5 separate regions of the Homo sapiens genome follow, and regions 1, 3, 4 and 5 are each linked to region 2. Evidence: read pairs that join two places in POLR2A ChIA-PET (ENCODE). Cell type or tissue: MCF 10A. All regions are shown on one strand. Links, peaks and the distances in the headings refer to the core of each region. The heading gives the core; the rest is flanking DNA. Region 1 overlaps PCDHA1 (protocadherin alpha 1). Region 2 overlaps PCDHA1 (protocadherin alpha 1). Region 3 holds the start of PCDHA12 (protocadherin alpha 12). Region 4 overlaps PCDHA1 (protocadherin alpha 1). Region 5 holds the start of PCDHAC1 (protocadherin alpha subfamily C, 1).

Region 1 (4,614 bases), core at 344-4,343, 55 kb before region 2:
AGGAGGAGAGATTGAGGAGAGGTTGGTCAATGGGTACGAAGTTACAATTAGATAGGAAGAATAAGTTCTGGTGTTTTATTGAACAGTAGAGTGTAGTTAAGAATAATGTATATTTCAAAATATTATAGAATAGAGGATTTTGAGTGTTCTAACTTCAAAGAAATGATAAATGTTTGAGGTAATGGATATACTAATTACCCTGATTTGATCATTACACAGTGTATATATGTATTGAAACATCAGACTGTAGCCCATAAATAGGTACGTGTCAATTAAAATAATAAAAATAGTAAAATGTATAGTTACTTCCACGGGGTAGAAAATGTGGTATATATTCATGGTATACTACACAGCCTTAAAAAAAGAAAATCCTGTCATTTATGACAGGAAAAAAAAATAAGATAATCCAATGTACCATTTGTTGAAAATACTTTTTCTTTTTATTGCATTATCTTGACATCTTTGTAAAAAGTCGGTTGACCATAAATGTGTGGGCTTAATTCTGGACTCTATTTCACTCCTTTGATCTATATGTTTATCCTTTCACTAAAAGTAGACTGTCTTGATATTGTAGCTTTATAAATTTGAAAATCAGCTGTGAAATCCTCCAACCTTGTTCTACTTGTAAACATTGTTTTGGCTATTATAGGTCATTTAAATTTTCATATAAATTTTAGAATCAACTTTTCAATTTCTACAAAGAATTCCGCTGGGATTTATATTGGGAATGTTTTTAACATTTAGATCAATTTAGGGAAGATTTGGTATCTTAACAATATTGAGTCATCAGATCGTATGAACATATATACCTCCATTTACTTGGGTCTTTAAAAAATTGTCTCAGCATGTTCTGTAGTTTTAAGTATTGAGGTTTCAAAAGTTTTTTGTAATACCTATTCTTATGTATTTTATGGTTTAAAAAATTCTATTGTAAATGGATTTTAAACAGACTTTTAATTTGCAGAGACTATTTCTTCCTTTCCAATATTAATATTTGTTTATTTATTTTGTCATTATAATGGCTAGGACTTCCAGGACAATATAAACAGAAGTGGTGAGAGCAGACATTCTTGCCTTAACCCTGATCTTATGAGAAAAGTGTTCCATATTTTACAATTAAGTATGTGCTACTCATAGGTTTTTCCCAAATACTTTATTAAATTTAGGAAGTACCCTTTCTGGTTTGCTCAGAGTTTTATCATGATTCATTGTTGAATTTCATCAATTTTCTTTTAATCTATTGATATGAGCATATGATTTTTCTTCGTTTTACTAATATGTTGGATTACACTAATTGATTTTTGAATGTTGGAAAAAACCTTCCATTCCTAGGGTAAATCCCACTTAGTCATGATATATTATCTTTTCAAACATTGTTAGATTTAACTTGTATTTTAGTAAATATTTTTACATCTGTGTTCATGTAGAATATCTGTAAATAATTTTGTAAAGAATATCTTTTCTTCTTGAGGGGTAATGTTTTCATTAGGTTTTAGTATTTCTAACCTAATAAAATGACTTAGGAGGTGTTCCTTCCTCTATTTTCTGAAAGGTTGTGTAATATTGGTGTTATTTCTTCCTTCAGTGAAACATTCTGTGCCAGGGATTTTCTTTTAGGGAAAGTTTCTGATAATAAATTCAATTTCTTTCATAGACTTTCTATTAAAAATGTTAACACTATTTATATTTTATTTCATGCTCTGTCAATTTTGTTAAGTTGTATTTTTTAAAGGATTTGTCAGTTTCATTCAATTTATCATATTTTTGGCACAAAGTTGTTAATAATATTCTCTCATCTTTTAACGTCTGTATAATCTGTAGTGATAACATCTTTTTCATTTTTGATATTGGTGATTTGTGTTCTATCCTCTTTTTTATCAATAAGTCTAGCTGAGAATTTATCAATTTTGCTGATTTTTTTCGAATAGCCAGCTTTTGGCTTTGTTGATATATTTTCTATTGTTTGGTTTCTATTTCATTAATTTCTGCTTTTGTCTGTATTATTTGCCTTCTTATATTACTTCGGGTTTACTTTGCTCTCTTTTAGATTTTAAGTGGATTCTTAGGTAACTGATTAGGTAACTGACATTTCTTCTAATATAAAAAAATTAAAGCCACGAATTTATTAGTATGAACTGCTTTATTTGCATTTTACTAATTTTTATATGTGATGTTTTTATTTTTATTCATTTAAAAGTATGTTCTAATTTCCATTATGATTTAACTCTTTCACCCATTTATTACTTAGGAGTGTGATCAAGTTTACAAATATTTTTGGTTTTCCTAGCTATCTTGTTGCTTTTGATTTCTAATCTAATTCTCTTTTGGTCAGAGAACATACTCTGCATGATTTCAGTCTTTTAAAAATCTGTTTAGACTTGTTCTGTGGCCCAGCAACAGTCTATCTTGATGAACATATCACGTGCACTTGAAAAGAATGTATATTCTGTAATTGTTGGGTGTAATGATTTATAAATATAAATTATTGTTATCCAGATTTTCTGTGTCTTTATTTTTTTGTCTAGTTGTCCTATCAATTGCTCAGAGAGCAGTGTTAAAAATCACCTATCATCATTGTGTTTATCTCTTTGTGCCCATTTTTGCTTCATGTAATTTGAAGCCCTGTTATTAGGCACACACATTGATGATTATTATAATTTCCTGATTTATTGATCCTTTTATCTTCATAAAATATCGATTTGTTGCTGGTCATACTTTTTTTCTTGTAGTAGCTTTTGTGTGATATTAATGTGGCCATTCTAGTCTCATGTTTTCTGTTTTCATGGCATATTGCTTTTTGTTCATTTTACTTTTGTTTCTTTAAAGTATGCCCTTGTTGAAGCGTATTGTTGGATCTTGCTGTTTTACCCATTTTGATAATATCTGCTTTTTAACTGAAGTGCTTAGCCCATTCACATTAGTGTAATATTTGATATGTTTAGATTTGTGTCCTTCAATACATTATTTGCTTTCTATTTGTCCCCTCTGATTTTGTTCTTCTGTTTCCGCTTATCTGTTGTCTTTTGAATTATTTGGGTATTCCTCAGAATCTCTTTTAATTTTTAGATATAACTATTTTTAGATTTTTTTTAATTTGCATTTTTTAGTGGTTGCTGTAAGGATTACAGCATACATACTTAACTTTTCTCAGTCCACTTAATAGTGTACAACCTTCATAAAATATAGAAAAGTTACAACCATATAAGACTATTTAGCTCTTCCTGTGCCATTGCTTATGCTATAGTTTTCATTTGTATTAAATCTCATACAATACAAAACCCACAAGACACAGTTATAATTTTTGTTTAAGCAGTTATTATGTACTTTAGAGAATTAAGAAGGAAAAAAATAGTCATTTCTGTTTACCTAGTCATTTACCATTTCTAGTGCCATTAATTTGTTCCTAAAGAGCTGAGTTTATCCATAATGTCTTTTTGCTTCAACCTGAAAAACTTTACTTAGCAGTTTTTGTAATGCATATATGCTGCAGTGATTTATCTTAGTTTTCCTTTATCTGAAGATCTATTTATCTTCCATTTGAATGATATAGAATTCTGGGGGATTGACAGATTTTATTTTCTTCCACTTAAAAAAAATGTTATTCTACTGTCTTCTAATGCTCATAGTTTCTGATGAGAAGTGTGTAGTCATTTAAGTCATTATTCCCTGTGTGCGATATGATTGTTTTTGTTGCTCTTGCATGGCTGGGGGGACACTTATTTTAAGGTTTTCTACTTACCTTTGGTTTAGAAGTTTGACTATGATGTGCTTATTTATGCTTTTCTTTATTTTTATCCTGTTTATGGTTGGCTGAGTTTATCAAACATGTACATGTATATTGTTAACCAAATTTGACAAATTTTTGTTCCTTATATCCTTAAATTTTTTAATCCTAATTTCTCTCTATCCTTTCTGGACTCCAATTACATACATATGGTACTTTTTAAATATTGTCTGGTTTTACCATAGTAGGGTTAAAGTTTGGTCCTTTAAGACTATACATTTCTTTCATATTCTTGTATATTCTATATTGTTCAATAGGTCTCTGAGATTTATTTTATTTTTATTTTATTTCAGTTCTTTTTCTTTTCTTCAGATTGGATCATTTCTATTGATCTATTTTCAGATTCATTGACTTTTGCCTCTTTTAGCTCCATTTTTCCCAAGATCAGGCAGTGAGTTTTAATTTCAAATATTATATTTTTATTGCTAAAATTTCCATTGGCTTTCTTATATTTTCCTTTTTTTCTGATAAGATTTCCTTTATTTTCATTCCTTACCAATAAGTTTTCCTTTATCTTATTGAATATAGTTATAGTAGCTACTTTAAAGTCATTGTCCGCTAATTCCCACATCTGTGTCATCTCAGGTTTGGATTCTTGATGGTCTTTACCTTTAGGAATGCATCACATTTTTCTGGTATTCTATGTTAGGTAATTTTGGATTATATCTTGATATTATTAATGTGTTATTCTTGAGATTCATCATTCTGTTTGTGTTAGTCCATTATTGCACTGTTATAAAGAAACACCCAAGACTCGGTAATTTATAAAGAAAAGAGGTTTAATTGGCTCACAGTTCCACAGGCTGTAGGAAGCATGATGCCGGCCATCT
Region 2 (4,614 bases), core at 461-4,460:
CAAAATGATGGGTTTTCTGGAAGCTCTTTATTAACCTCAGCACTGAAATCCCAGAGCTGGTAACAAAGGGATGAATGGGGAGCAAAGGGGCGGGGCCGAAACCTGGAGGCCGGGCTGCATCCGCACCCCTTCCCCCACCTCCACTCCTTTCAACTCATTCTGGCTTAGGGCTCCTGCTGGCATCTCTGTGCCTCCCAAATAGTAGTAACAAAACAGGCAATAACCATAATAATTGGCACATTTGTATAACGCTTTAGCATTTTCAAAGGATGACCTTGTTATACAGCTCAGGATCTGAGTCTCCTAGCTGGAGTCAGACTCCCTAGATTTGAGTCCCAGGATCCACCAGTTAGTGACCATGTGACCATTAGTCCTTAGTCCCCTCATCTATAAAACAGACACATAACACAGACAGAGATACTAGAAATGTCTACTTCATAGGGCTCTTGTCAGGACCAAAACCTATACGACGTGCAGATTTGTTTAACTCTGTTGCACACACATAGGAAGGGCACAGTAAATGTTAACTACATCGACAACCCTGTGATGTAGACAGGAAGGGGATCATCTCCATTTTATGGATGAGGAAACTGAGGCTCAGAGATATTTATGTAAATGGCCCAGGACTATGCACTAGTGAGAGAACCAGGGCAAGTCCTCAAGAACAGAAAGAGAACAAAGCAAGATGAAGAGAAGATCAGAAAAGTGAACACCCTCCAACACCCTCCAGCACATGCCCCTCTGAGAGCTTTCCTGAAAATAGTATCCTTGGTCAAAATGAGTTTATGTTCTATTAGGGAAAGTCAGTGTAAATCAGAAAAGCCCTCCTGGCCTTAACAGAACAGTTCCAAATGCAGATGAGGGTGAGTTTAACAGGCCTGGCATTTGCTTCACAATCTTCTGGCCCTTTCCTGGCATTTGCCTTGGCAAAGACTCTGACCTGATCAATCCTAGTCCCTGAGGCTCAACTCCATCAACTCAGGCAGCCAGGGTTAGTTTAGCATGAAAGAGGAAAGCTGGAAATTTTGCCAAAAAGATTCCTGGGCAGTGCCTAAGGGAAGTGCCCAAATTGGATTATAGGATTACATGAAGTGGCCAGCTACTTCCAGAGGGCAGGGTTTTTTGTTTGTTTGCTCTGTCACCCAGGCTGGAGTGCAGTGGTGCAATCTCAGCTCACTGAAACCTCCGCCTCCCGGGTTCGAGTGATTCTTATGCCTCAGCCTCCCAAGTAGATGAAATTACAGGCGTGCACCACCACAGTCTCGCTAATTTTTATAGTTTTAGTAGAGATGGGGTTTCACCATGTTCCCTAGGCTGGTCTTGAACTCCTGGCTTCAAGTGATCCACCTGCCTCAGACTCCCAAAGTGCTGGGATTTTAGATGTGAGCCACCATTCCCGGCCCCAGAGGGCAGTTTTTAAAGTAGAAGTGAAGATCTGTATGCATTTATTAAAATATATGTTGTTCTGATTTTAAAATATATCCCTACCAATTGTGAAGATATCGGCTAATCCAATAAAAAAGCAAAACCATATTTTGTATAATTATGGTCGTATTCTGTTAAATAAACTTTTAAATCCTATTGGGTTGTAATCTGTAGTCTGGGAAGGGCTCTGCCTAACGATTCAGACCCCTACCAGATTTATATGTGTCTGAAATCCTCCTTCTAGCCTCTTAACAGGCCCATTCATTTGGGTCTTGACTGCATCCTCAGTCTTGTCTTTGCCTGAGGGTGAGCTAGGACCCTGGGAGCATAAGGGAGGGGACTTGCCGGAGATCCTAGAAGGGAAAGGAGGCAGCACTGAAAGAAGAAACATTTCCTTGATTGATCATTTGCTGATACTGGCCCCTGGTTGGGGTTAGGGGTAGAAATGTGCTTCTTCCGTTTTCATCTTCTTCAAAAGGGAGTATCTCCATGATTCTGCCCCAAAGGCATGACATTTTATAGGCAAAGCCAGCCAAGTGTCTTGAGTGCTCTTAACCAAAAGGAATTCAGATTAGGAGGTCAGTCAGTGTTTGTCAGATCCTTAAGCTTTTGTTTTACTGGAATGAGTCACAGTCTACATGCTGCTGAGCTCTCAGAGATGTTTGTTTTATACAACAACCAGAACAGGTGAGGCACAGTGGTCTGTGAGGGACTGGAGAGACCACACCTTGTTCTGCTCTGCGGAAGCTGGACATGTGGAGGAGGCACCTGACTAGATCTCTGCCTCCTGGAGTTTAGGCTGAGTCATATAGAACCAGGAAGCTCAGTGACATGTTAAAGTGGATTAACTCTTGGCAGTCCTGCTGTGAGGGGCTCCCTCTGCCAATACACACAGCCATTAATGTCCTTTAACTGTGCAAGATGAACATATCTCTGTGTTCTGCATCTCCAGATGACAGTGCTTAGGCCTCATGCAGAGTCCTGGTTATGGTTGAAGAAAAATTTCCATTTTGGGCTCTGAGGGCAACTAAAGGACTGTGGAGTGGTGCTGAAACCCAGTTTTAGGTGCCGAATCAGAGGTTTTTAAATACATTTCTCTCTTTTGTCTCAGTCTCTTAGAGACAGGACCTGTATTTTAAAGGTAAACAGGCAGATTCTGGCTGAGCTCAATTGCAGATTTGATTAACTTAGATAGATCAAAGTCATTAGTCTCAGAGAAAAAATTTGTTTCTCATCCCTAAAGTGCTATTGTGTCAGCTCTGCCAGGGTGTAAGGAAAAGGGTTTGGAAGAGAGAAGAAAATTTCTTACCCTCTCTCGTCACTGCCTGCTGTAAATTTGCAGTATCATTATCTTGGTCTCCTAAGCCCTGAGAGCTGCATTATATATAATTGCCCATATGTGATACCATTTACTGAATTCTTGCATTGTGCTAAGGATCAAGCTTAGTACTTTACATGCATTACATCATTGTCTTTAGGGACCCCAAAAGTGCCTCATTGGAGAGTTGTTTGGTCTGCTAAAGAGTGGGTACCACTTTCACTTCTCACATCAGTCCTTTCATTCATTCATCCAGCAAGTATTTACTAAACACCTGTTATGGGCCAGGAATTGTGCTAGGCACTGGTGATACATTGGTGAATAAACAGATACATTTTTTGCCTTTGTGAATCTTACAGTGGTAGAGAATAATAGGCCAAGGGGGTGCTGCTTGGCTAGGAATGTCATAGAATGCCTTTCCAAGGAGGTTACATTTAATACAGACTTGAAGAGTGAGGAGTCATGCTAAGAATGGATGAGAGGCTCACGCCTGTAATCCCAGCACTTTGGGAGGCCGAGACGGGCGGATCATGAGGTCAGGAGATCGAGACCATCCTGGCTAACACGGTGAAACCCCGTCTCTACTAAAAATACAAAAATTAGCCGGGCATGGTGGCGCGTGCCTGTAGTCCCAGCTACACAGGAGGCTGAGGCAGGAGAATGGCGTGAACCCGGGAGGCGGAGCTTGCAGTGAGTCGAGATCGCGCCACTGCACTCCAGCCTGGGCGACAGAGCGAAACTCCGTCTCAAAAAAAAAAAAAAAAAAAAAAAAAAAAAAGAATGGATGAGAAATCATTCAAGACAAAAGCAAACCAGATGTGTAAAGATCCTGAGGCAAAAACAACTCCAAGGAGCCAGGTATGGTGGCCTGTAGTCCCAGCCACTTGGGAGGCTGAGACAGGAGGGTCGATTGAGTCCAGGAGTTTGAGGTTACATCAAGCAATGATTGCACCACTGCACTTCAGCCTGGTTGACAGAGTGAGAACCTATCTCTAACAAACAACAATAAAAAAACAATTCCAAAGAGTGTTTGAGGATCTGAAAGAAGGCCTGTATGGTTGGAGTATAATAGTAAGAGGGAGATTTGTAGATGAGAGTGGAGAAGAAATAAAAATCAGATTATTGAAGGGACTTATGTATCATGGTAAGGAGTTTTTTTTTTTTTTCTCAAGGCAGTAGAAAGCTTAAGCAGAGGAGTGATATAATCTGATTTATATTTTTAAAAGAGTTTGCTATATGTATGTTATGCCTCATTTTTTTTTAAATTTTTTATTTTTAGATGGAGTCTTGCTCTGTTGCCCAGGCTGGACTGCAGTGGCACGATCTCAGCTCACTGCAAGCTCCACTTCCCGGGTTCATGCCATTCTCCTGCCTCAGCCTCCTGAGTAGCTGGGACTATAGGCGCCCACCACCACGCCCGGCTAAGTTTTTTCTATTTTTTAGTAGAGACGCGGTTTCACTGTGTTAGCCAGGATGGTCTCAATCTCCTGACCTCGAGATCTGCCTGTCTCGGCCTCCCAAAGTGCTGGGATTACATGTGTGAGCCACCGCGCCTGGCTGTTATACATCAGTTTTTAAAGAGAGACATTAAGAAATAAAGATGACTCTGGCTACTGTGTGGAGGGTTGGAGAGAAGCAAAAGTGGAAGCAGACTGAATAAGGAGACTATTGCTGCAATTCATATAAGAGATGATGGTGTCCTGAAAGAGTGGTGGCAGTGAAAATTGGGAGAAGAGGACAGAGTCAAGATATATTTAGGAGGCAGAAATGACAGGTCTTGATGATGTATTATAAATGGAGAATGAAGAATAGAATAGAGAAAAATGAATAATTAGCTTTGAACTTTCTGGCTTGAGAAATGGGGTAAATGG
Region 3 (4,614 bases), core at 362-4,361, 130 kb before region 2:
TAGTCCCAGTTTCTTGGGAGGCTGACATGAGAGGATCCCCTGAACCCAGGGGTTCAGGGCTGCAGTGACCTATCATCGTGAGACCCCCATCTGAAAAAATAATTTTTTTTGCCTGTTCTTGATTTTGTTCCATGAAAAGGCAAGAGATTTGTCAACTATTGGATACTCAAACAAAATGGCATGATTTATGATTCCAAAGGAAACTAGGTAAATAAAATTATTCAAATTATCTAAACTTGCTAAAGACATGCATATAGGGCTATATTATCTATAATATATGCTAGTTGGCATTCTTCCATAAGTTTTTCAGATTCATCTAGCAGAGAAAAAATTAAATATATTAATGTGAGTACCTACTGACAATTATCAGTTTCATTCATCTCACTTTGTAACTGCTCTATCTTGTAATGCCTTATCTCTAATGTTTTTGAAATTTTCTTTCCACGTAGTATCATCCCATCTGAAGATTTGAGCAAAGATCATTTACTTCTGAGTCATTCTTCATATTTAGTTATTCTTACTACACGTAGAGTGGTGGTATTACAGACTTTCTTGAGAATCATATCTAGCTATTTCCCCCCCGTATAGAGGCATAACATACCATTTGGCACAATATTCAAAGAGTCTATGCTGAAGCCTATTCATAGACTTTAGATCGAGAGCTTTTGTATCATAATATTCATTGGCTAAAAACATTCTTTAAGTATTAAAGAGAAGGCAACAATATAAAAATATAAAATATTTCAGACTCAAAAGTGATTAAACCATCATACCACTTATGAAACTTTATAAATATAATAAAGGTGAATATTAGATAGGGCATACATTACTCATCTCCAGATGAAATTTTTGGAATAACTGAAGATCTTTTAAAGACTTGGGAATGTTTTCAGTACAGGTTAAAATTTTGTAAATTATTATTTTATATCACATAAATAACAAATTTGCATTTTAGATAATTCAAATTACTTGGACTGATTTCTGCAAAGTTGTGTCTTTTATACTTAATGCCAAGATTGCATTCTATGGTATAAAATTATAATTTCAATTTATTTTCTAGTTTGGTTGTTTAAGTATTAAGCTAAACTTAGATGTTCCTATTGGCTTAACAATTTGTTTAGGTCAAAGAGTATGTGAGAACTACATAACACACTATTATTATTTGTTTCTTTTTGAGATAGAGTCTTGCTCTATCACCCAGGCTGGTGTGCAGTGGCGCAATCTCAGCTCACTGCAATCTCCACCTCCCATGTTCAAGCAATTCTCCTGCCTCAGCTTTCCGAGAAGCTGGGACTACAGGCATGCACCACCACTCCTGGCTAATTTTTGTATTTTTAGTAGAGATGGGTTTTCACCATGTTGGCCAGGCTGGTCTTGAACTCCTGACCTCAGGTGATCTGCCTGCCTCAGCCTCCCAAAGTGCTGGGATTACAGGTGTAAGTCACTGAGCCCAGCCTATTTTTTAAAATTAAAGTTCCTTAGCATGTATGGTACATTGACCACTTTTGAAAATGAAAAATAGGAAAGAAACTTGGTGATGATATTAGACAATTTAAATAATTAGCCTGATGACATCAAAATTCAAATATGTTTTTAATTACTTAACGTTTTATAGTTTATTTAAGTTATCTTATACTTGTAGAGCCATTCTTGGTTACTCTTTCCTGGTGTTGTAAAGGTGTCATATTTCAGTTGCCTTTATTATTATATGCAGTAGGAATGAATGGCAACAAATTATTGGTTTAAAGATTTTGACTTGAGTATTAATAGACTTACAAAATCTATGTGTACTTGTTCACAATGAGTTGTAGGATCTTATCTGTTTTTTTCTCTTAAAGCTGATCTTGAATTAATGAATAAACTCATGAAAGGTCTTTTGATGCCCCCTTGCATAACAGTCACCATTCTGATTTTCTGAAGAGAAGCATGTCCTAACTACTAAATGACCTGTAGGGGAAGATTTAGAGAAAAAGCAAAAGGTTGATATCAAGTTCACATTCTCTTGACTTTAGTCAATGAGATTAGGCTCCAAAACCCTTTAAGAGATCTTTCGCATTTTAGTGCTCCATTGTTGCTTTGGGATAGTGTGAAATTTGGAGGCTTCAACTAAACATTTTACATTAAAGTGCTTTACTTTTGCTAGAGTAAAACTTTCCAGAATCTATTCCTGAGATTTGTTTTAACATGTTATGGAAATGAGAGCAGTTATGTGAAAAGTTATCACATTCAAGCATCAAGGAACCAAACAATAACGCTCTCCATATTTATGATGAATTCTAACTTTCATCAGATTTATGAATAAGACAATTTATATAAATGAAATATTGTTTGGTATTAGACATATTTTAGTTTCTTATCCTTTGTTAAATACAAATTCCTAACTTTCTCTAAAATCTTACGATGGAGTGCTTGTGAAGGTTAAAAGTTATTGAAACAGCGGAATTGTAAGCTATATAAGGGGAGGGGTGCTGTATATTATTCTGTATATCATTTTCCATGATAAAGTGTAGGTTCTGGCCTACTGTATTTGAAAGATTTCTACTTTGAAGCAGAAAACATTTTTAAGCTACAGCGTAATAAAATTGTTGATGTTTTGTTACTAATATCATGTATATTAACTAAACCCGCATTTATAAATGATCCGTGAAAAATAACCCAAAGTCGAAACATTAGAATTAAGAGTGACCCAGGAAGTGGCTAAACCGAAAAGAACCTCAGGATCTTTCTTGTACTTACATAATCAGTCACATGATGTCGCTCTACACTCAGAAGGTGAAACAGGAAAATTTTTTTCTCCGCACCCACATTCCAATCATTCACGGAATAGGATCGACTCCATAATGACTGTGATGCTGGAAAAAATTTACTAAATATGTACTTACAGAAAAGGGTGACTGCTCATAAAATACCTCAGGCAAGCGATCCCTTAAAACTGATTGTCCCAACTCAGAGGCCCTCATTTTCTGCAATGGTGATTATCGGACCAAGAGGCCCGGGATCCCAGCGTCTGCTGCTCTCGCTTCTGCTCCTTGCAGCCTGGGAGGTGGGGAGCGGCCAGCTCCACTACTCCGTCTACGAGGAGGCCAAACACGGCACCTTCGTGGGCCGCATCGCTCAGGACCTGGGGCTGGAGCTGGCGGAGCTGGTGCCGCGCCTGTTCCGGGTGGCGTCCAAAAGACACGGGGACCTTCTGGAGGTAAATCTGCAGAATGGCATTTTGTTTGTGAATTCTCGGATCGACCGCGAGAAGCTGTGCGGGCGGAGCGCGGAGTGCAGTATCCACCTGGAGGTGATCGTGGACAGGCCGCTGCAGGTTTTCCATGTGGACGTGGAGGTGAAGGACATTAACGACAACCCGCCGGTGTTCAGAGAAAGGGAACAAAAGGTACCTGTTTCTGAATCTGCGCCTCTGGACTCTCATTTTCCTCTAGAGGGCGCTTCTGATGCGGATATCGGCGTAAACTCTCTTTTGACCTATGCGTTAAGTCTAAATGAGAATTTTGAGCTTAAAATAAAAACAAAAAAAGATAAAAGTATATTGCCTGAATTAGTTCTTCGGAAGTTATTGGACAGAGAGCAAACGCCAAAACTCAATTTATTGCTGATGGTAATCGATGGCGGTAAACCAGAACTAACAGGGTCTGTCCAGATTCAAATAACCGTCCTGGATGTGAATGACAATGGTCCGGCGTTTGATAAGCCCAGCTATAAAGTAGTGTTGTCTGAAAATGTCCAAAACGACACAAGAGTGATCCAACTAAATGCTTCCGATCCAGACGAAGGACTTAATGGAGAAATTTCCTATGGGATCAAAATGATTTTGCCAGTGAGTGAGAAATGTATGTTTTCAATAAATCCAGACACAGGTGAAATTAGAATTTATGGTGAACTGGATTTTGAAGAGAATAATGCCTATGAAATTCAGGTTAACGCCATTGATAAAGGGATTCCTTCCATGGCAGGTCACAGCATGGTCCTGGTGGAAGTTCTGGACGTGAATGACAATGTCCCTGAAGTAATGGTTACTTCACTGTCGCTCCCTGTGCAAGAGGATGCTCAGGTGGGTACCGTCATTGCCCTGATTAGCGTGTCGGATCGTGACTCTGGAGCCAATGGACAGGTCATCTGCTCACTGACACCTCATGTTCCCTTCAAGCTGGTGTCCACCTACAAGAATTACTACTCGTTGGTGCTGGACAGCGCCCTGGACCGCGAGAGCGTGTCGGCCTATGAGCTGGTGGTGACTGCGCGGGATGGGGGCTCGCCTTCGCTGTGGGCCACGGCTAGAGTGTCCGTGGAGGTGGCCGACGTGAACGACAATGCGCCTGCGTTCGCGCAGCCCGAGTACACAGTGTTCGTGAAGGAGAACAACCCGCCGGGCTGCCACATCTTCACGGTGTCGGCATGGGACGCGGACGCGCAGAAGAACGCGCTGGTGTCCTACTCGCTGGTGGAGCGGCGGGTGGGCGAGCACGCACTGTCGAGCTACGTGTCGGTGCACGCGGAGAGCGGCAAGGTGTACGCGCTGCAGCCGCTAGACCACGAGGAGCTGGAGCTGCTGCAGTTCCAGGTGAGCGCGCGCGACGCCGGCGTGCCGCCTCTGGGCAGCAACGT
Region 4 (4,614 bases), core at 180-4,179, 72 kb before region 2:
GTGATCCTCCCACCTAGGCCTCCCAAAGTGCTGGGATTACAGGCATGAGCCACTGCAGCTGGCCCTCAAACTTCTTGAGTGCAGTTAGGACAACATTTTGAAGCAATTCTACGGTATTACTTTTTGACTTCTCATAGAAATCCTAGATGCAAGAGAAGGAGGTGTGTAGAAATTAAGGAAGGAAAATGAAGCATTCCTTGTTTTACTATTCTAGGCAATAAGGGGAAAAGTGGCTTGTAAGTTATTCTTCCTCAAGTAATGATGTTAACTGCAAATAAAATAAATTTACATATGTTAAAATTTTCTGTACTTAATATTTTCACAATATAATAGAATCCAGCATATAAGATATGCTTAGTAAATGCTGACTGAATGAATAAATATGTGCATATATGAATTGGATGGTAACACTGTTCAACACAGAGGGAAAAACTTTAACTTACTTTTCTACTTTAGATGTGTATATGTGGTTAACAGTTTAAAGGTCACTTTCAAATGTACTGTTTCAATGATTATTTTCTTCCTCATGACCTACACTAATAACATAACAGAGGAATTTTCTGATTGTAGAGCTAGCAAGAAAAACTTCAATGCTGTGTCTGGGACTAAGTATGAGTCCAGTTCTACAGATGACAAAGGAATTAATAGGTATGCACATCATTACATTGTGATATTTGCAGTGGATACTATTTAATAGAATCTCAGTTAATTTTAGGGAAGGAAATTGGTGCACTACAATGCTAGTATTTCAGGTATCAGAGCACTTAATATGTGAACACTTTTCCTACCAAGAAATTTCACTATTTATTTCTTTTATTTTCATTGCTTTCTGTAACAAAAAGAGAGGAGAATACCAGTAATGGCTGTAAAGTTTGGGAGTGAGGAATTTTTTTTAGAAACACATTTTCACTAGACTAGAAAGGAAACATAAGTAAGCGATAGGAAGGCTGATGAATCTAGAAGTTAGAAGGAAAATTAGCTATTTAAAAGGAAAAATATAGGAATGACAGAGGAAAAAACAACCCTTCAAACCAAATTTTTAAACATATATGAATGATTAACAAAATAATAGAGATATACTGTTCATATGTGCAGGAATATTGTACCATCCCATTCATTCAGTTGAACAGTCTTTTTCCATCATTGTTGATATTTTGCTTTTTAGGTAGCTCATTGGTCTGCTAATAATTGTTGTGGGCTGGATATTTCCTTATAAATAAATGAATTGTGATTCATAAAACCATGAATAAAATAACTTCTATAAATATGGGGTATTTGTAATTCACAAAGGCATTTGTTATTTACTTCTTCCTGTTCAATTACCTATTGATCTGATCTTAATTCTTTAGAAAAGAATTCTTGTCATAGTATCCTGAATGCCTTAATAACAACAGGATTCTAGAAATAAAATATTTATTGCTTTCATTTTATTTCAAATCATTTGAAAAGCATGACATTTAACAATGATTATAATGTGTGTCTGAGTCTTACAGAATCATGTTGATGCATATGTGTTTATATTTTGCTCAAATTCTAAGTTCTTTCATTTTAGTTTACGGTAAGTTTACAGTATATATTAACATAGCCTGTAATACTAAAAATTATCAGTTTAAGAAATTCAGGAAAACATGGTTTTTATCTCTGTATTTCCAATTGATAATATTTAAGATATAAACAAAATTGATTCACTGATTGTATAACAATTAGACAATGTGTACCTCATGTCCATTTTTTTCTGTTAATATTCTTGATGGGCAATTTAAATTTTTTAGAATGGTATCTAAGAGGGTACCTCTGAGATATAAATTTCTACTTATTAAAAACTGCATTGACAATTTTTAAAGGTATAAATATATTAATGTAGCAAAAATGCATGAAACACTTACCATACAACTGGCCTTATTAAATTTCCACATGAAAGTTATACATAGTTTCAACATACCAATGTTATATTAGTGTATTGTTCACCTGGAATTAAAGCATCTTCTTTTTTGCCAGGGTATATAGGAAATAGGATATCTCCTCTTTGCAATGTCATTTGTTAACAGTAGTAGAATGTTTGTGGCATTCAAGGTGCTTTATTTAACATACATTCCACAAGTAGACTTTCCCATAGGGTAATTAGATGTTTTGTATATCTATTTTGACTTTGAAGCTGATAACCACACTAAAAAACTTTAGAATGATGAAACTAAGGAAGTTTGCATGACATATGAAATATATTCAAATTAAAAAACTCATATAGACAACACAATAATATTGTATAATATAGACCCTCAAATCAGTAAAAAGGAAAGAAAAAGAACATTATAATTTGAGTGGACATAAGAGAAAAGCAATACCTTGGAAACATATAAGTGGGAAAGTATTGACAATGTGTCTCATAATGTTAATGACTTATTGTCTTTTGTTGTCTTCAATATTTTCAGTTAGAGGGAAACAATAATATTTCAACAACTAAATTAACTTAGCTAGGTTGGAATGAAGGTGGACTAAATTGCTGAAAGGTTTTTACAATGCTCAAATGCATGTCATATGAATATCGGAAATATTAACACTTGGCAGAACTTCAAGTGAATATGGATTACAGTCCAGGATCCTGACTAAAGTATTATGGGAAGTAAGGAATTTGTTGGTAAAGGTTGTTCTTAAGAAACAAAGCTAAATAATAAAGGTAGATAGCCACTCATTTTGTTCCCAATTTTAATTGATGGCATAAGATAATGGTTCAGGATATAAATAAATTACATGTCTGTTATATTGCATTTATGAAAAAGAAAGGACTATAAACACAAAAGGTTATTATATATTCATTTGGAACTTGTTTTGGAATCTGGAAATAAATATGCAATCTCGTATTCTCCTGTGCTGTAGAGAAAGATAAACACTTTATTTCTAACCCATCCCAAATTCCTTGGCTGTTCCTAGAGCCATCTGGTTACCATCTACAGATATTCTGTGTTCATAGGGGCACTCTAATGACATACCTTCAAAATATACTCTGAATTCAAACACATTATGGTTATTCTTTAGAATTGTTAAGCAAAGACTACAGCTGTTTTGTTTAAACTCAAAATAATGTTAATATAAAATAAAAACCAATTAAGAAGTCTTAATAGTGGGTTTTTAGGTTGATTTGTCTTTTTCTTTTCTTATTAGGTTAGGCTGGCCCTGTTAAACAAGTTGGAAATCCTGTCTCTCTCTCTGTCTCTCTCACATTTTTTTTCCTATTCCTCGGACACATTTACTGAGATTGGTGATACAGCTTTCTTAAATATTTGGTAGAATTCACTAGTGAAGCTCTCTGTACCTACAGTTTTCTTTGTAGGAAAATTTTAATTGAGATCAAATTTCTTTGTATTTTTATTGCTCCTATTTCATTCCTGTACCTTTAATTTTTTCAGATATATGTTAGTTTTATCTGTACTTTTGAATATTTTGGCATAAAGTTGTTTATAATGTCCTGTTGTGACTTTTTTTCACATCTGCAGGATCTGTAGTGATGTTTCCCTTTTCAATCCTGGTGTTAGTGTCACCTCTCATTTTTCTTGACTAGACTTGGAAGTAGTTTATTAATGATATTAGTCTTTCCAAGGCTAACTTTTGGTGTTTTGGGTTCGCTTTGTTGTATGTTTGCTTTCTATTTTATTAATTTTCATACTTTATTAATTTATTTCCTTCCTTATATGTTTATATTTCAGTGTGCAACAGAAGTACTCTAAACATACTTTTCATTTCTATTTCCTCACACAAAATGTTTAAAAGATTTGTACTTAATTGTGGAGATTTATCAAAATTAATAATAATCAGTGCTTCATCAAGGGCATTCTTACTGGTATTTTTCTTACTGCAAATGTCCAATCATGAATGTAATAACCACCAGTACAGTGTGGAGCCACTGCTTTGACTCCTTCTGTGGTTCTATGGTGGCCAGCTTTACCCACCAATGCTTTTGCATTATCAATGCAAGTGTAAATATAGTGAAAAATGCAAATAATGTTTTAACATTATTTTGAAAATTATATTCACCTCATAAACACCCAAAGGGTCCATAGACCACACTTCGAGAGCTACCGTTCTAATTCTATCATTTCTTCTTTTTTTTAATTAATTGTAACATTTCTGTAATGGGTCTTCAACTATTTGATTAGCCTGAGGTACAGTTCACACAGGAAAGGCAGGATAAATGTTTGATTCTTCCCCTTTGTTTAGCAGTATTCAAAACAATGAATTGATTCCTGGCCATCTTACAAAAAGGACCAAGGCCTTTTTTAGGTGTCATTATGAACTCATTGACTTAAACATATTTGATATGGCCCAATCCATGTCAATTATCTTTTTAATGATCAAATTATGCTAACTTTGGCAAGTTGGGAACTGTTCAGCTTTGCTCCTGAGTCTTTGTGAGTGTGTTTGTGTATCTTGTTTTAAACCTTTTATTTTGGAATAATTATGGATTCACATAAAGTTACAAAACTAGTATAGAGAGATCCCATGTGCTTGTCACCCACTTTTCCCCAGTGATAACACCCTGAATCCTTTTCATGTGAGTCTTAATAGTCTTTTGAATGCTTCCTTGATTTCTGGTATTACAAGATGTTCAGATTATCTTGT
Region 5 (4,614 bases), core at 150-4,149, 78 kb before region 2:
TAGCTTGCTTAGCAGCATTAATTTAAAATGAAGAAATGCACATCCTAATCTCTGGCACTGAAGCAGAAAATTAGTTTTGGTTTAGAAATTTGGTGAAGAATAAGTTCAATTTTTATGGGCTGTTTTGCATCCTGGTGAGATCTAATGAGGTCTGTACTTGTGACTACCTAATAGGCTGACATGTTTCCTCCTTTAATTTTATCTGAGACTTGGTGTCAATGATTTTTTGGTTTCTTAATTCAAAAAGGCAAACTAGCCAAGGGGTATTTACTACTTATATTGCCTTATATCACAGTGTGCCCTTTCTAGTTCCCTAGAAGAGATAACGAATGGGTTTGTGTGTTTAGGGAGGTAACTGGTTTTTAGTGGAACACTGGCATTATCAATCCCACTCTTAGTGTTAAAAAGAGAATGCCCGAGCTACCCCTCTCCCCACCATTTTAATCAGCAATTTTTAAATGTTTTCAAATATTATAGAAATATGCAGGCTGATGCCAGGTGCGGTGGCATGGGGCTCACACCTGTAATCCCAGCACTTTGGGAGGCCGAGGCAGGCCAATCACTTGAGGTCAGGAGTTCGAGACCAGCTTGTGCAACATGGCGAAACCTCACCTCTAATAAAAATACAAAAATTAACCGAGCATGGTGGTGCGCGCTTGTAGTCCTAGCTACTTAGGAGGCTGAGGCAAGAGAATCGCTTGAACCTGGGAGGGGGAGGTTGCAGGGAGCTCAGATCGTGCCACTGCACTCCAGCCTGGGTGACAGAGCAAGAACCTGTCTCAAAAAAAAAAATAAAATAAAATAAAATAAAATAAAATAAAATAAAAAGTTAAAAAAAAAATGCAAGGTGAGTGCAGTGGCTCATGTCTGTAATCCTAGCACTTTAGGAGGCTGAGATAAGATGGGAGGATCGCTTGAGCCCAGAAGTTTGAGACCAGACTGGGCAACAAAGCAACACGCTCATCTGGAAAGGAAGGAAGGAAGGAAGGAAGGAGGGAAGGAAGGAAGGAAAAAAAATTTCAAACATACACAAAAGTTGAGAGAATTGTGTAATTGACCCCAATGTACCATCACCCAGCTTCAATAATTATCGATACTTTTAGGCAGGTTTCTACCAGAAAATATGTCCTGGAAACTTTAATTCTTGATCTGTGTTCAGATTTTGCCTTTCAAATGTTTCATTATTGGGGCTTTGGACATATTGCACCTGTATTAAAAGAAGGATTTGAGTGAGGAATTTAGTGCTTCATAGTCAATAGTCAATGAGTCTCCTTTTGGCTCGCCTCCTTCTTAGGGAAAGGAACTGGTTGTAGGGTGTTAGGCAGAATTTGGGTGTATCTGTTGTGGCTCAGAGATGTTTCTCATAGAACTGATCACTGTCCCAATATCCACGCAAAAGACCAAATTAAAAGCGAGGAGAAATACCTAATGTAAATGACAAGTTAATGGGTGCAGCACACCAACATGGCGCATGTATACATATGTAACAAACCTGCACGTTGTGCACATGTACCCTAGAACTTAAAGTATAATAATAATAATAATAATAATAATAATAATAATAAAGCGAGGGTGGGTATCTAGCCTATTCTTATCCTGCCTCATGGTGTTTTCTAAATATTTACAGAAAGAAAATTTACAGAGTAGTTTCCTGGTCAAACTCTAATGAGTATCTCAGTACTTTCCCCTCCACTTCTCACGTCTTCTTTGGGGACGGGTCGTCAAGTCTTTGAGTTTCTAGTTATTGCTATTGACTGGTTTATAACCTCCTCTTTCACCCAGATCGTCAAGGGCCGTTTGCAAAGCACTCCCAAGTAGAGCCTCTTGGAGAAGGAGAAACTGCTATCACGCAAAAAAAAAGCCTTGAGCTCGCTGGCTCCGCTGCCTCGAAAAGCCAGAGTCCGGAGGCAGTTTGATGCGGACACTATTCCCCAACCTTCTTCCCCTCCTTGTCGTCTCTATTGCCCTCTTGGCAGCTCCTGGGATACAAGAGGGTGCAGGACAGACTTCAACCCGCAGCAGGATCCAGCGCGGAAAGCTCTGCAGCAGGATCCAGCGCGGAAAGCCCCCCGCAGCACTTCTTTCGGGGGGCTCCTGTTTCCTTAAGCCTAGAAGGTGTGGTCGCTCACGTTCACCGTCCCGCCTCTCGCCGCCTCCGCTCGGCAGCTCCACGCTGAGTCCCGCCCTCTCCGCCGGAGAGGTGCGCCGGGGTCAGAGCGCCGGGACCCGACGCGCGGCTCCCAAAGGGCGGCAGGAAGAGCCCAGCTGGGCTCAGCCACAGTTATCAGCAATCTGCGGGCAGAGGATGTGGAGGTTAAGATCTGGGCAGCCTCAGGGCGTTGTCCTAGAAAACACCGTTTAAGGAGAGAAGTGTTAGTGTCTCGGGGCGTCTCCCAGGCTCCGCCCTGCGCCCGCAGCCAGCGTGGTGGTCGAGACCCCAGCCCGCTGCTACTGGAGACAGCACCTCTCGCGCCCGGGCGGGCGGCCTCGTCTCTGCACCCCTAGGCGGCGCTGCGCTCCTCAACACCCGGCCGGCTCCGCTTTCCCAGACGGCTGCCCAGCCTCCAGCCTAGCAAGCCCGGCTCCCAGCTGGCCAGCCCCGGCAATGCCGGCGTTCGGGAGGCGCAACGTCGGCGGTCGCTGAGTATCCAGCCCGCAGCAGTGACGGCCGGCAGGAGCGTGCTCTTCCCCGCGGCTCGTGCTCTCCAGGAGTCCGGAGCATGGTCCTGGGTCACCGTTGGTGTAGCGTGTTGGTGGAACGTGGACGCCTAGAGGGAGGATGGTGGGCTGTGGGGTGGCAGTTTTATGTTTGTGGGTTTCCTGCGGCGCTGCAGCGGGACAGCTCGAGTACTCAGTGCCGGAGGAGACGGAGCGGGGCGTAGCCGTAGGCAATCTCTCCGCGGACTTGAGGCTGCCAGCGGCCGCTATGTCCTCGCGGAACTTTCGCTTCCTTTCCAGCCACCGCGAGCTCTACTTCGGGGTGGATCTACCCAGCGGCAATTTGGTGGTCAGAGAGCCGGCGGACCGCGAACAGCTGTGCAGGGCCAAAGCTGCCTGCGTCTTGACCTACGACCTGGTGCTCGAGGACCCGCTGGAGCTGCACAAGATTCGGATTCACGTCCTGGACACCAATGACAACTCACCTCTCTTTCCTGCCGGCGACGTGCAGCTGCACATCCCCGAGTTCCTGACGCCCGGAGCCCGCTTTACTCTCCCGAATGCCCAAGATGACGACGAGGGAAGCAATGGGATACTAAGCTACAGCCTAAGCCCCAGTCAGCACTTTCGCCTGGACATGGGATCGCGGGTTGACGGCAGCGAATACCCGGAGTTGGTGTTGGAGAAAGCACTGGATCGCGAACAGCGCGCCACCCACCTGCTGGTGCTTACAGCTCGGGACGGCGGGCTACCTGCCCGCTCAGGAGACGCACAAGTCACCATCATTGTGGTGGACACAAATGACAACGCGCCTGTATTTGAGCGCTCCGTATACCGCACCAAGGTTCCAGAGACTGCACCCAATGGGACTGTGTTATTCCGAGTTCAAGCCTTGGATCCAGATGAAGGGTCCAATGGGGAAGTCCAGTACTCCCTAAGCAACAGCACGCAAGCAGAGCTGCGACACCGCTTTCACGTGCACCCTAAAAGTGGGGAGGTGCAAGTAGCTGCTTCACTAGGTCCGCCTGAAACGCTCTTGGAGGCATACATTGAGGCGAGGGACGAAGGTGTCTTTGGTTTAGCTAGCACCGCTAAACTGCTGGTGGAGGTGACTGACGTGAACGATCATGCCCCCGAACTGGACTTCCTGACTCTTTCGAACCCAGTACCTGAGGACGCTGCCCCTGGCACAGTGATTGCTCTCTTTAGTGTAAAGGATGAAGACCTCGATTCTAATGGTAGGGTCATTTGTGGCATGTCTAGTGCAGGCCCTTTTCAGCTGACGGCTTCCTTTGACAACTACTACAGCCTGCTGATTGATGGGCCCCTGGACCGGGAGCAGATCAGTGAATACCAAGTCCTGATCACGGCCTCAGATAGTGGCTCACCCCCACTTAGCACCCGAAGGACAATCACTGTGTCAGTTGCTGATGTGAATGACAATACACCAAACTTTCCTCAACCCCAGCAGGAACTTTTCGTTGCTGAAAACAATGGCCCTGGGGCCTCTCTAGGCCGAGTGTTTGCCCAGGACCCCGACCTGGGGAAGAATGGCCTTGTCTCTTATGAGCTGTTGGATGTTATCTCTGAAGGGCCATCAGCCTCTAGCTTGCTGGCAGTGGAATCATCCAGTGGGGCCATCACTGCCAAAACTTCCTTTGACTTTGAGCAGCTCAGGGGGTTTCATTTCCAAGTAGAAGGCCGGGATGGTGGCATTCCTCCCAGAAGTGCAACAGTGACTATAAACTTGTTTGTGGTAGATAGGAATGACAATTATCCGGTTATCTTGTTTCCCTTGCCCAGAAATGGTTCTGTCCCAGTGGAAATTGTGCCCCGCTCTGCCAGGACTGGACACTTGGTCACAAAAGTGGTAGCAGAGGATGCTGACAGTGGTTCTAATGCCTGGCTTTCCTACCACATCTCCCGGGCGTCTGACTCTAGTCTCTTTAGAATTTC

What was found. Peaks named below come from ENCODE experiments on the same cell type or tissue, not always from the same donor. Only the 100,000 strongest peaks of a DNase experiment are listed, where the experiment ranks them.
Region 1: POLR2A ChIA-PET joins it to region 2 with 17 read pairs; 4 of 35 experiments call an interaction of 5 or more read pairs at or near these places.
Region 3: POLR2A ChIA-PET joins it to region 2 with 15 read pairs; 4 of 35 experiments call an interaction of 5 or more read pairs at or near these places.
Region 4: POLR2A ChIA-PET joins it to region 2 with 11 read pairs; 8 of 35 experiments call an interaction of 5 or more read pairs at or near these places.
Region 5: POLR2A ChIA-PET joins it to region 2 with 92 read pairs; 7 of 35 experiments call an interaction of 5 or more read pairs at or near these places.

The regions. Positions count from the first base shown.
Region 1 is chr5:140,946,842-140,951,455 of GRCh38, forward strand. All of the region lies in intron 1 of PCDHA1 (protocadherin alpha 1), which reads left to right. The region is part of intron 1 of PCDHA2 (protocadherin alpha 2); the gene reads left to right. The region is part of intron 1 of PCDHA3 (protocadherin alpha 3); the gene reads left to right. All of the region lies in intron 1 of PCDHA4 (protocadherin alpha 4), which reads left to right. It also overlaps PCDHA5, PCDHA6, PCDHA7, PCDHA8, PCDHA9 and PCDHA10, and 5 more genes. Among named protein-coding and RNA genes, the nearest start is that of PCDHAC2, 17 kb to the right of the region's middle. In MCF 10A, for the core only: no CTCF peak of the experiment used is centred there; no DNase peak of the experiment used is centred there.
Region 2 is chr5:141,002,211-141,006,824 of GRCh38, forward strand. All of the region lies in intron 3 of PCDHA1 (protocadherin alpha 1), which reads left to right. All of the region lies in intron 3 of PCDHA2 (protocadherin alpha 2), which reads left to right. The region is part of intron 3 of PCDHA3 (protocadherin alpha 3); the gene reads left to right. The region is part of intron 3 of PCDHA4 (protocadherin alpha 4); the gene reads left to right. It also overlaps PCDHA5, PCDHA6, PCDHA7, PCDHA8, PCDHA9 and PCDHA10, and 7 more genes. Among named protein-coding and RNA genes, the nearest start is that of PCDHAC2, 38 kb to the left of the region's middle. RefSeq lists enhancers at 1-311, 312-905, 2,094-2,686. In MCF 10A, for the core only: no CTCF peak of the experiment used is centred there; a DNase peak (open chromatin) is centred at 2,101.
Region 3 is chr5:140,872,505-140,877,118 of GRCh38, forward strand. All of the region lies in intron 1 of PCDHA1 (protocadherin alpha 1), which reads left to right. The region is part of intron 1 of PCDHA2 (protocadherin alpha 2); the gene reads left to right. All of the region lies in intron 1 of PCDHA3 (protocadherin alpha 3), which reads left to right. All of the region lies in intron 1 of PCDHA4 (protocadherin alpha 4), which reads left to right. It also overlaps PCDHA5, PCDHA6, PCDHA7, PCDHA8, PCDHA9 and PCDHA10, and 4 more genes. In MCF 10A, for the core only: CTCF peaks have their summits at 2,755 and 3,430 (motif pointing right); DNase peaks (open chromatin) are centred at 2,787 and 3,417.
Region 4 is chr5:140,930,459-140,935,072 of GRCh38, forward strand. The region is part of intron 1 of PCDHA1 (protocadherin alpha 1); the gene reads left to right. All of the region lies in intron 1 of PCDHA2 (protocadherin alpha 2), which reads left to right. The region is part of intron 1 of PCDHA3 (protocadherin alpha 3); the gene reads left to right. All of the region lies in intron 1 of PCDHA4 (protocadherin alpha 4), which reads left to right. It also overlaps PCDHA5, PCDHA6, PCDHA7, PCDHA8, PCDHA9 and PCDHA10, and 5 more genes. Among named protein-coding and RNA genes, the nearest start is that of PCDHAC1, 6.5 kb to the left of the region's middle. In MCF 10A, for the core only: no CTCF peak of the experiment used is centred there; no DNase peak of the experiment used is centred there.
Region 5 is chr5:140,924,114-140,928,727 of GRCh38, forward strand. All of the region lies in intron 1 of PCDHA1 (protocadherin alpha 1), which reads left to right. All of the region lies in intron 1 of PCDHA2 (protocadherin alpha 2), which reads left to right. The region is part of intron 1 of PCDHA3 (protocadherin alpha 3); the gene reads left to right. The region is part of intron 1 of PCDHA4 (protocadherin alpha 4); the gene reads left to right. It also overlaps PCDHA5, PCDHA6, PCDHA7, PCDHA8, PCDHA9 and PCDHA10, and 5 more genes. RefSeq lists enhancers at 2,769-3,326, 3,888-4,399. In MCF 10A, for the core only: a CTCF peak has its summit at 2,512; a DNase peak (open chromatin) is centred at 2,538.